2 separate regions of the Homo sapiens genome follow, and region 1 is linked to region 2. The links are chromatin contacts, found by Hi-C in ENCODE. All regions are on one chromosome and are shown on one strand. The core of a region is the stretch at or near the end of the contact, and the rest is flanking DNA. Distances in the headings are between cores, read along the strand shown.

Region 1 (5,373 bases), core at 785-3,284, 960 kb before region 2:
CTAGGCCAGTCATGCTTTTTTGTTTGTTTTTAGTTCTTTTTCTGTGCATAACTTTTGTTATTCATTTATTTAGATTTTTTAGGAAAACCAGCAGCAGAACACTTAAGATCAATAATAATAAAGAACAGTTACCTCATTTCTATTTGATTTTTACAGAGACTTTTTGCCAAGAGTACTAAGACTAGTACCTTCTATGACACCCCAACTCTGACAAGAGGCAGTAACCACTAATATACATTCTCCTCTCCCTTATTTGGAGATGAATTCAGATACATTAAACTGCAAGTAATTTTACGCTTAAGCCTTGTACAACACTAAAATATACAGTAATAATAGTCATTATACAAATGTATGGTTGAGTTTATGATATGGTTAGGATCTGTGTCTGTGCCCAAATCTCATGTTAAATTATAATCCCCAATGTTGGAGGAGGGACCTGGTGGGAGGTGATTGGATCATGAGGGCAGAGTTCTCTTGAATGGTTTGACACCATTCCTGCCTTGGCACTGTATAGTGAGTGAGTTTATCATGAGATCTGGTTTTTTAAAAGTGTGTGGCAGATCACGAGGTCAGGAGTTCGAGACCAGCCTGACCAACCTGGTGAAACCCCGTCTCTACTAAAAATACAAAAATTAGCCGGGTGTGGTGGTGGGCGCCTGTAATCCCAGCTACTCGGGAGGCTGAGGCAGGAGAATCGCGTGAACCCGGGAGGCGGAGTTTGCAGTGAGCTGAGATCATGCCACTGCACTCTAGCCTGGGCGACAGTGCGAGACTGAAAAAAAAAAAAAAAGTGTGTGGCACCTCCCTGCCTCCCTGCACCCTCTCTCTTCCTCTTACTCCGGCCACGTGATAGCTGCACTCCCCCTTCCCCTTCTGCCACAACTGTCCATTTCCTGAGGCCTCCCCAGGAGTGGAGCAGATGCCAGCATCATGCTTCGTGTACAGCCTGTGGAACCATGAGCCAATTAAACCCCTTTTCTTTATAAATTACCCAGTCTCAGGTATATCTTTATAGCAATATGAGAGTGGACTACTACAGCTTACCTTTGAGTGTTTTACACATTTATGGGTATGCTTTTTGTTTGTAACCATAATTAGGAAGGCGAGAGCATTACTGGTCTTTATTGGACTGGGGCTACGAATGCTATGTAGTCTGCAATGGAAGGGACAGGTCCATACAAGGGATCAATAGTTATACTTCATGCAGGATTTCCAACAGTTCTGCTAGAGTATTCATGTAGGTGACATGCCTGCTAATAATGATCTAACCTTATACTCTTAGTACCTTTTACATATGAACCCTAAAATACATTTTTTAAATCCTTTAGATAAGAGATTGAATTCTTCATGGATAGTACACAGAGGGTATATTATGTTTTGTTTGTTTGGAACTTTACAGAGAATTCGCCACAATTTTGGAAAACCACATCAACTACCTTACTTTGCTGGCGGTATGTTTGTTGCTTATACAACTAATGCTTTGTCAGCAATGAAGCACATCATCTGAATATGCAGTTGAGGGGATTCTACATAGATAGATGCAAGCATCTGATCACTTCATTGGTCTTCCGCATTTCATAAGGAGAAAAATATTACCTTGTTATAAATTACTTCATTTTTTCCTTCAAGTTGAAGCATCGTCGTGTATATTGATTTAAAAATTATATGTGTAGGCATGTGATATTAGTTACTAATTTTAGCTGAAGATAATTATAATTTTATTTCAGATTTCTGTTATTAAAAAGGTCTGGAATCGGATAGGTTGAGATCAACCCGATACCACGATATTTGCTAAAATTTATTTGAACACACAGAAAAGTCCCAACACAGAGAACTCTTTATTACTATTATTTATTATTTCTACTATTCTTTTAAAAAATTATTATCGTTACACGCAGCGGTTTTAGGCACTATGAAGTGTTTATTGCCTCGGGGCTGGGAACCTTTGCGCCCTTCTTCAGCTGTGCTCTCAGGCAGTTACCGGCCAGACCCGGACCGGAACCTTGGCGCGGTGACGCTAGTTTCCGGCGGGCTACTTAGAGCGCCGAACAGCTCTGGGCCAAAGGACCATGAGAGGGCCGGAGCCGGGTCCCCAACCGACGATGGAGGGAGACGTGCTGGACACACTGGAGGCGCTGGGGTGAGTGCTTTTGGAGACGCCTTTTCCCTGAAAACGCAACCTCTCCTTGGCCTGGCTGCTTAGCCTACTTCCCTTGGGCCTCTGTGGGCCTGGGCGGCCATGTGTAGGCCTCCTTCCCTGCCTCGATCCCTCCGGCGCCGACGGAGTTAAGCGGGAGGCGGGAGAGAAATCTATTTGGGGGGTGGAGCAGGGCCGGAGAGCTGGGGTTCGTGGCCCCCTCTTCGAAACTTCTTGCCTCGAAACTCTGTTGCAGGAATCCGCCGGGTGGCGCGGAGCGGCCCTTCTAGCACCGGTTTTCTGGGCTAGCTCGCGCCCGCAGGTGATATTTGTGTTGACGTAGTTCTGGCGCCCGGAGGGAGGTGCTGGAACCTGAGCTGCTGTTGAGGACTGTTGTCTCCTACAATGTACAACTTGTGGCTTACTTGGGGCTCTGGAGCGAATGGCTTTTACTTTGACCGGAGAAAGTGTTGTAGTTCATTGCGAGTTCGTTCTTTCAACCATTTCGTCCGTTCGTCAACGTGTATATTAGCTTGTATATTAATTTACACATATTTACGTTTGTAAATTTCCCCTAGGCAAGGGAAAAGGATAGTTTTTCAGATTACTCTTGGCTTACATAGTCGCGCAGGCTGCAAGTCTGCTGCCGGCTGGTATTTACAGTGCAGAATGGTAAGTGCTGTGAGAACTCAGGGTGGAGGTGGGAGTAATGTTAATACTTAACAAGTGTGGTGGTTCGTAATCTCCCCCTCAACCTCATCCTGTTTTTTTCCACACAGCTCTTGTCCCCATCCCAAATTATCATGTCCTGCCCATTCATTTGTCTCTTGAACTCTGCTTCTCCCTCGTTTTATTCCTCCTCCTCCCCAAGTCAGCTCCTGGAAAACTGATGCTTTGCATATTTTATTCACCGATGTTTTCCCAGCAACACACTAGAACGGAGTCTTTTACAGTAAATAGTGGTTGAATGAATGAGTAAATGAATGAAGAAAAGCTTAGAGAAGAGTCCACAGCAGTAAGCATAGGACCAGATAGTTGAGTCATACAGTGCACATTAAATAAAGAGCTTGGAGCCATCTGCACATTTGTTTGCCCTGCTACGTGCTGCTGTTTCTTGATAGGGGAAGCTGTGCCTTTGCAGCGTTATTATGAAGCTTGAACCAATCCCACACCCCACTTTATCTTCTCTAAAACTGCATTTGCCCCTCTATCAATTGTTTCTTTAGTTGAACCCTGATAATACCTACTTTGCAGTGACCCAGGGTTACGGAGTCTTGCACTTAGTAGATCGTGAATACATATTTGTCAAACGAAAGAACAGTGCCATTGATTATTTAGGGGGCATTTTTACTTCTGTGAAGTCCCTTGGAAGTTCTCACTTAACTTGGTTAAGAAGGAACCAAAACAAGAACTGAAAATACTTAGTAGAATTATTTAGGCTCCAAACAGTTTGAGCTCCCAAGTACTTCAGGTAAGAATATTGGGAACTCATAAATGGTTTATGAAAAAGGAAAAGGCAGTGCTTTTCTTCTTTCTTCATTTCTTGAACTTATTGTTCATATTATAAGTGTTTTAGAAAATTCATTGCTATAATCTTGATTTTTATCAAGGAAAATTAGTCAGATTATTCAACATGGAAAGTAAAACAGTTTACACACTCCAAAATTAGTTTTTCCTGGAATAACTATGAGGGCAACATTTTGAAGTTTGAATTCTCCTATGATAATACGATGTGAAAAAAGTAGTTATTTACAATATGTGTTGTAATGGAACACTGTGTTTTCAAATATCCATGTAGATAGTGAATAATGCATTTTCTGTTGTAAGGTATTGAGGATATCAGCAAAGGTACTTCAGTTTGTCATGTAAAATAAATTAATGGGAGGCATTTGAAGGGAAAAATCTATGTGAAAGGACAATTTAGTGATACAGGTGAAAACAGGATAGGCTAGGAGTCAGTCAGTTTTCTCATCTGTGAAAAGAGAGGGCTGGAGCAGATGATTTTAGAAGTCTCTTTCAGTTCTGATAGTCTCTGATTTTGTGGAATAGTAGATCTCAACACTGGAAGTACATCAGAGTCGTGTGGAACTTGTGAAAAACTGTTCCAGTCTAGTATATACCATAGACTGACCGAATCATAATCTTCAGAGGTACAGTACAGACCTGCATATTTTTAAAAAGATTCACAGACTCAGTTGAGAAACACTACTATGGAGAGAAGTTTCCTTTAAATATTTATTGAACACACTGTATATTGGACCTCGTTCTGAGGAGTCAGTGGTGAGCAAAATAGACTTGGTTCCTACCCTTGTGGAGTTTATAATCTAGTGGAGAAACAGACATGATCACAAAAACAATTATAAACTATAATAAATGTGTCAAAGGAAAAGAACAGGGTGATGTAACAGGAGGATCTAAGAAGTCTTAGGGGTTAGTGATAGATTCCTGAGGAAGTGACATTTGAGTTGAAATAAGAAGGGTGAATAGAAATTAAGTAGTTAAGGTTGGATGGATGAAAAAGGGGGACAAAGATATCCTTACAGTGAGAAGAAAATGTGAAGACTTTGAAATGTGAAGGAGCTTGCTGTATTAGAAGAACTGGAAGGAGGCTAATGTGGTTGGAAGGCAGAGTGTGAGGGGCAGAGTGGTGGGAAATTGGATTCAAGAGTTAGGTGAAAATCAGGGCATGCAGCCCCTTTTAGTCTGTGTTGTGGATTTTATTCTTGATCATAACAGCAATGGGATGTGATCGAATAATTTTAAATAAAAAGGGAGTGGTTAGATGTCTAGTTTGAAAGTTACATCTGTCAGCAAGATGGAAAATAGATTGGAGAATTTAGTTAATAGTCTGTGAAAGAAATGATGGTTGCTTAGTGGCAGTGGATATGGGAAGAACTACATTACTGAACTTAGTGATTGATTGGATATTAAAATTCAAGGATTCATTTCTCTTTATTTTAAAAAATTTTTTAGATACAGGGTCTTGTTATGATACCCGGGCTAGTCTTGAACTCCTGGCCTCAAATGATCTCCTGCCTTGGCTTCTCAAAGTGTTGGGATTACAGGTGTGAGCCACCACGCCCCAACAGATTAATTTCTTCAGTTGGTATTTATTGAGCACCAAAATGAAATGATACACCTTAGAATCTAAATTGGATACAGAAGAATGTGAAGATAGGAGAGAGTTGGTAAATATGGAGAATGCAGAGGAATCAATGAATGGAGGTAATGATGAT
Region 2 (6,273 bases), core at 2,972-5,471:
CAACAAGAAGTGACAGAATGCTTACGTGAAAGGAACAAGGAGTTGCCTGGCCTGTTTCTATCTTCCTGCTCCTGCATGGCCAGACTCAGGGTGCAGGGCTCCCTCTGACTGAGCCCTTTACCCTTCCTGAGGCCACTATCCCAGTATAGGGCAACCCAATTCCCTCAAAAAGGGTAACGGGCTTTCCTTACAACATTATTCCTTAGGGAAGCTCAGCTTCTAAGGTTCCTGATCATCTAGTTCTCTAGGACTAAACCAATCTGATATGGTGACTCTAGTTTTCTGCACGAGATCCATGGGCTGACCCATAATCTAAAAAAAACCTGAAAGAATATTTGAAATTATGCCTGCATCACAATATTGGGCATGCTCCAACTCAGTAGAAGACCAGGCAGCTTGAAGCATTAGCATGGGGTACAAAAAGCCCCAGGCCTGCTCAAGGAAAAGAAAGCCAAGATCAAGGACAAGAGAACCTTACTGGGAGTAAGATCTAGAATCTGAGTGTGATCATATACATGTTGATGATAACAAAGAAAAAGAACGCAGCATCAGGGAAAATTATTCATGATGAGACAAGTTATTAGTACCAGTGGACTAAACAATGGGGGAAAAAAGTTCTATTTTTTTTCTATAAAAGTAATACTAAATGTAACCATTGCAATACTAAATATAACCATACACCCATCAATGTATGGCCAAATACAACAGAAGTAACGTATATTTTAATGTGACAAAATTGTTAGTTTTATTAAATGACAATGCTAAAATGAACTGCTTATTCTTCTTAGCCTGTAATTTGTGGTTGTCAATTTGTTCCTAAAGTAATAAAAGACAACATTATTGAAAAATCTTGATATTATTTGGTTTGTCTACCTCTATGCAACGCCACATCCTTATCTCCAGGTATTATATGAAATATGTTATGTTATTCTAAATCCCTATCATTTTGTGACTTAAGATTATATTGCTATTTTGAACTGTTTGAGAGTTTTTGAGGGTTTTATAATTTCCACTGGCATGGGCAGTATTGTATTTAAGAAAATGATGTTGTTATCAGGTAAACTTCAGTATGAATATCACTTAAGAAATATTCAAACTTGCACTGTGAGGTATTACTTTACCTCTTTACATCTCAGTGTGCTTTTCTATAAAATGGGTATAATAATTGCTATGATTGAATATACCAACTAATGGTACTACATAAGGGTTGAGACTTATAAAGTCTCATAGTTGGGCAGCCCTTAGATTATCCAAGTGATCATCTAATCATGGTTGTAGAGATCATCTTTTCTTATGTATAGTTTTTAAAAATTAAATACCTTGGATGATAATGCTAAAAAAGGACAAATATGTAACTGGGATATCAGATGTGAGGACTGTTTAGAAGGAAAAAAATGTTTAAATCACTGAATCTACACTGGTCCAAACAAATGGAAATGAGTCCTATTTCTGAAGAACTTAGTCTACCTAGGAGCTCTTTGAATTTATACGAAGTAGTGAGCTTATTAATGTAGTCATGCTGTATCTTAAAGTTACCTTCTATTTTTTCCCAGCTCTGTTTATTATCATAGCTAATGATTCCAGTTCTTTCTTACTGAACCCAACTTCTGCCAGACACAGGGCTTGGTAAGATGGATGGATGGATGGATGGATGGATGGATGGATGGATGGATGGATGGATGGGTAGGTGGATGGGTGGATGGGTAGGTGGGTAGGTGGATGGGTAGGTGGATGGGTGGATGGGTAGGTGGATGGGTGGATGAGTGGGTGGGTGGGTGGATGGGTGGATGGGTGGGTGGGTGGGTGGGTAGCTGGGTGGTTGGATGGATGGGTGGGTGGATGGATGGGTGGGTGGATGGATGGGTGGTTGGATGGATGGGTGGGTGGATGGATGGATGGGTGGGTGGGTGGATGGATGGATAAGTAGATAGACAGATAGATAAAATGATAAATATACATAAAATCTCAGGTAATTTTAAGAACAACCTTTAACATGGTTACTATTAATTTTCCCTCATTTTACATATGATGAAAATGAGGTTTAAAGATGCTAAGAAATATGCCCCAAATCACAAAGCAAGTAAGATATTTCAAACAATAGCAAATAAATGCATCGTTACTTTTGCAAGACAGTGGGATAACAGTATCATCAAGTATCTATGGACTATTATCCCTATAAATAAAACTTGAATCATTAATTCTCCTTCGAAACAAAACTAGAAATCTACTAACCTATCCCATGGCGTAGGATATTCAGTAACATATCTGGAAGGAAAATACAGAAAAGGTCACTACAAGCAATAAAAACTCTAAATAATAGTAGCAGGAATCATAACAACAATGATGATAGCAAGAGGAATTAAGGGAAATAAAGAAGAGCCAGTATTTCCTTAAACATCTGCAAGTGACTTTGTGGAATCTCCTTGAGATTTTTCCAAAAAAGATAGGTAAATGTGAAATAGAGATACTCAACTCCAATGAATGTTATCTAGAATACTTTAGTGAGATCTCACAGCCTACGCAAATGGCACAAGCTATGTTCTCTAATGTGTTTCTCAATTTTGGCAAGTATATGGATGTCTTATGGATATGGTCATCAAAAAGTCATTGTTAATATGACACTAGAATCCTGTGACTACAACAACTCTAGCAACAAATTTTCTTCAGAATAATATCTCTGACTGGTTTATGGCAAGTGATTGGTTTATGACTGCTAAGTCCATCCTGATATGAGCTTAGAAGATGTTTTCCATATTGGTCTTGAAGAAACTTATACTTTCATCAGCAGGGGCCAGGACCTGAAGCTCCTCCAAGATTTTCCCAGTATCACCAGATTCCTAGGTCTATGACTCAGTTACAACATGTTCAATAAATATTGACTACGTGCACATGATTTTCCTATTGCTGTGCTCTCTGCAATGAGGAATGGCAATAAATGAAAACACAGTACCCCATCTGGAAGGAAATGAAATATCATGGATTTGGAGCCATGTGTTAATTATTGCTAACCTTCTCTGGAGTCCCTAGGTTAAGAGGACACTCCAAAGCCTCACAGTGCCCTGGAGCTATCATAGATAGTAACTACGATTCTCAAGTATCTTTTAGGCCCCAGTGCTCCGACCCCAATCGCACAATCCATTTGTATTGGCTCCCATTCCAGTAGGTGCAAAGCTACCTCATTCAAGTTCTTCCCTGCAGATTTCTCCTTTCAAGATGGTTGATTTATCCAGAAGTACAATCTAGCTTTTTCTAGTAAACTATAGGGCAAATAGTATTGTCGCACACTTCTGAGTTGGAAGTGATAAAACCGGAAAGATACAACAGAATAATTGAACGCCTCTTCTTGTATCCCAGCACCACCGGGTCTTCCTCAGCCTATTCCTGGACAGTTTAAACCTCAAGCAAAGGCTTTCTGTGCTCTGACACTCCAGGCTCACTTCTCCTCACGACCTTTAACTTGCTGCTCCCCTGTGCCTGGGGTGCTCCCCCAAAAAACGGCTGTGGCATTCCTTTCCGCACTGCATTCAGATGGCTGCTTAAATACCACCTTTTCAGAAATGCTCCCCTTGGCCACCCTACCTAAAAGATTAAAATCTCACTATCATCCTGACTCCTCTATCTTATTTTTTATCATTTTTAACCCCTTGAAAAAACGTATTTCTCTATTTTCTGTCTCCTCCCAGGTTACACTTGAATGTAACCTCCCTGGCAAGGGGAACTTTGTTTTCTGCAACTGCCCAGTTTCCCAGACCTAGGAAGTACTTCACTGACATATTTCGAGTTAAAACAAAAAAAGAAAACAATGGGTAAGACAGACTTATTTGCTTTTGAGTGCAGAGATCAATTGTCTGAGCAGGGAGGCAAACTTATCTTTAAAAGCTGGCTCTACCTACTAGATTATTCAGGTGGTGTTTTCTTTTTGCCCTGGCATCTTGTACCTTGCTTCTCACTTCCAGGACATATTTAGCCCAGAGCCTCAGGAAGGATTTGGAGAGGGCTTATTACAGGCTAAGATTTAGACCTATGCACATACCCAGACTCAAGATCAGACTTGCGTTAAAACCACAGACACAGAGCAGCCATTGACTCTACCACAATCAAAGTTTGATCATAACATAGAAATGGGAGATTAACTAAGAGGAAGCCAATTAGCCAGGACACTCAACCTCTTGGACCACAGCTGATTTTGAAAGTTAAATGTTTGATGGAATCTTGCTTCCTCATTCTCAATGACCTAAAGCAGAGGCACAGGGAGGTGAAATGGTTTGCCCAACATCCCACAGTGTATCAGCAAAAGCGATGGGCTTGGAAACCACCAGGTTTCCATTTCCTGTCTATGACCACACTAAGAGTGAGAATCCTCAAGAGGCATGCAGAGTAAGCTCAAGCACTGATGGTAAGGTAGGAGGAAGGAATCACACACACAAACTCACACTTTCTCTCATTCTCTCTCTCACACACACACCCCACATACTACTGATAAATGTGGGCTTCATTAAGTTGCCCTTCCCAAGTTGTCTATAAAATTGCATAAATATCAAATCTTTTCCTTGAAAATTTCCTGGATGAATGTGTTCTTTCCTCTATAAACTTGCTGAAGGCTTAGCTATTTCTCTAATCTTTGAGTATATCATTTCAGTTCTTGCCAGCATGAAACTATCTCGAGGGAGCACTGAAAGGAGCTAAGTCTCTTGCATTTCAACTTTCCACAATCCAAAGTCAACCCAGATTATTACAAGTTTTCTCACATCCTTCACTTCCCCCAGAGAGAACTATCTTTTGAGGAACCTATTTCATCTATGACAAATAAATGATCTGAAGTTTTATAACGCCCCTCAAAGAGCAAGTTTAGGCTTTGAGCACTTCAACAATCAGAAGAATAAAACAACCTAACAAGAGATGCAAAAGACCTGGAAACAAGTGGCAAAGGCAGATTAATAATATAATTTCTACCATCTTATTTCTTTTTGTCCTTTCTCTCACTACCTGGTTAATCTCTTATTAATAGTTCTCCATCAAATATCTCCCCTCGCCCTTTCAATATCTTCAAACTCCAATCTGATGCACAAAGCTAACAGTATAATCCTTCAGCTGATATTGGTGGACCCTTTACATCCAGTTATAATCAGTACTCCTCACTGTGATAGTTAAGGATCCTCACAGTCTGGGCCCACTCTATTGTGGTGGTCCCTAAGAGGAAGGGGAGGTGCATTGTGCCTGCATCCAGGGTACATTTTTGTCATGACTCCAGGTATGCTAGTGGTATTGGCAGTATCTAATAAATAAAGAGCAGAGATGCTGCTAAATATCCTACAATGCATGAGACAGCCCCCTGCCACAAAGAATTGACCAGTCTCAGTACTGCTGAGGCTAAGGAATCCTGTTCTGCAGGCTTCGCTCCACTCCTTTGTGGTTGTGTAGTTTTGTTTTGTTTTGTTTTTTCGATTGACTCTTTAATAGATGATTTGCAATCCCCTATACCTAGACATTGTTTATGAGTTCAAACCCTTGGACATCATCCTTGCCCCTCTTCTACCTGGAAGCCTTAGACCCTTTCTTTAGCTGGCAGACCCCTGCCTTTACTTTAAGGCCCATCTTCTCCTTGAAAGCTTCCTGGATGGATGTGCTCCTTGCTTTCTAAATTTACTGAGTGCTTTGCTAGTCCTCTCTTATGACATTTATCACCATTATCTGGAATTACGTACTACAGGCTCTAAGAAAGTAAAACTCTTGTTTGTTCAAGGTTATATGGCCAGTACCTTCGAAGAGTGGAATATAGCAAGTGCTAACGAATACTTGTTGATCAAATGAGGATTTATCTGTGATGTAAACTCACAACTCTCCTATCAAAGTTCCCTGGAACTGGAAACATCTTTAGCTCTTCTCTGAATCATGTATCACTTCTTCCTAGAAGGTGCTTAATGAACAATGCTTATATGTCTAAATATTTAAATGAATACACATAGAGTATAATAGAAATATTAAGTAAATATGTAAATACAAAAATACATATATTACATATTAAGTAAATACACAAATAAGGCTTGGCCTGTAGAAATTCAAGTCCTAGGCAACAGTTCACCCATCTCAATTTTCAATTACTTCTAAGAATCATGTCACAAGTATGTTTCAATGTCTGACAGTTCCTCATTTTTAAAAAGAACACCAAAATGAGCATTTAAATGTTAATTGCTCATCTGGAGAGCACATGAAACAGAAAACACGCAAAGACAGGATGTGTTGCTAGTTGTGCCTGAGTAGAAACTAATATAC

The links. Hi-C counts contacts between places; a loop is a spot of excess contacts on that map. Pooled maps may share reads with other maps.
Region 1: a loop to region 2 is called in a pooled map, with 5 times the contacts of the local background. The contact joins the promoter of FAM98B here to the enhancer-like site in region 2. A Hi-C loop is called at or near these places in 6 of 50 pooled maps.

What each region holds. Positions count from the first base shown.
Region 1 is chr15:38,452,093-38,457,465 of GRCh38, forward strand. It overlaps FAM98B (family with sequence similarity 98 member B), which reads left to right and starts at 2,035. Exons shown (of 8, transcript NM_173611.4): 1 at 2,035-2,140. The coding sequence starts at 2,070. RefSeq lists enhancers at 2,183-2,292, 2,353-2,452.
Region 2 is chr15:39,407,535-39,413,807 of GRCh38, forward strand. All of the region lies in intron 1 of LOC105370777 (a long non-coding RNA gene), which reads right to left. Among named protein-coding and RNA genes, the nearest start is that of LINC02915, 160 kb to the left of the region's middle. Within about 2 kb of position 4,222, at least 3 of the 41 ENCODE cell types and tissues checked have a DNase peak (open chromatin) inside an H3K27ac peak, as active enhancers do.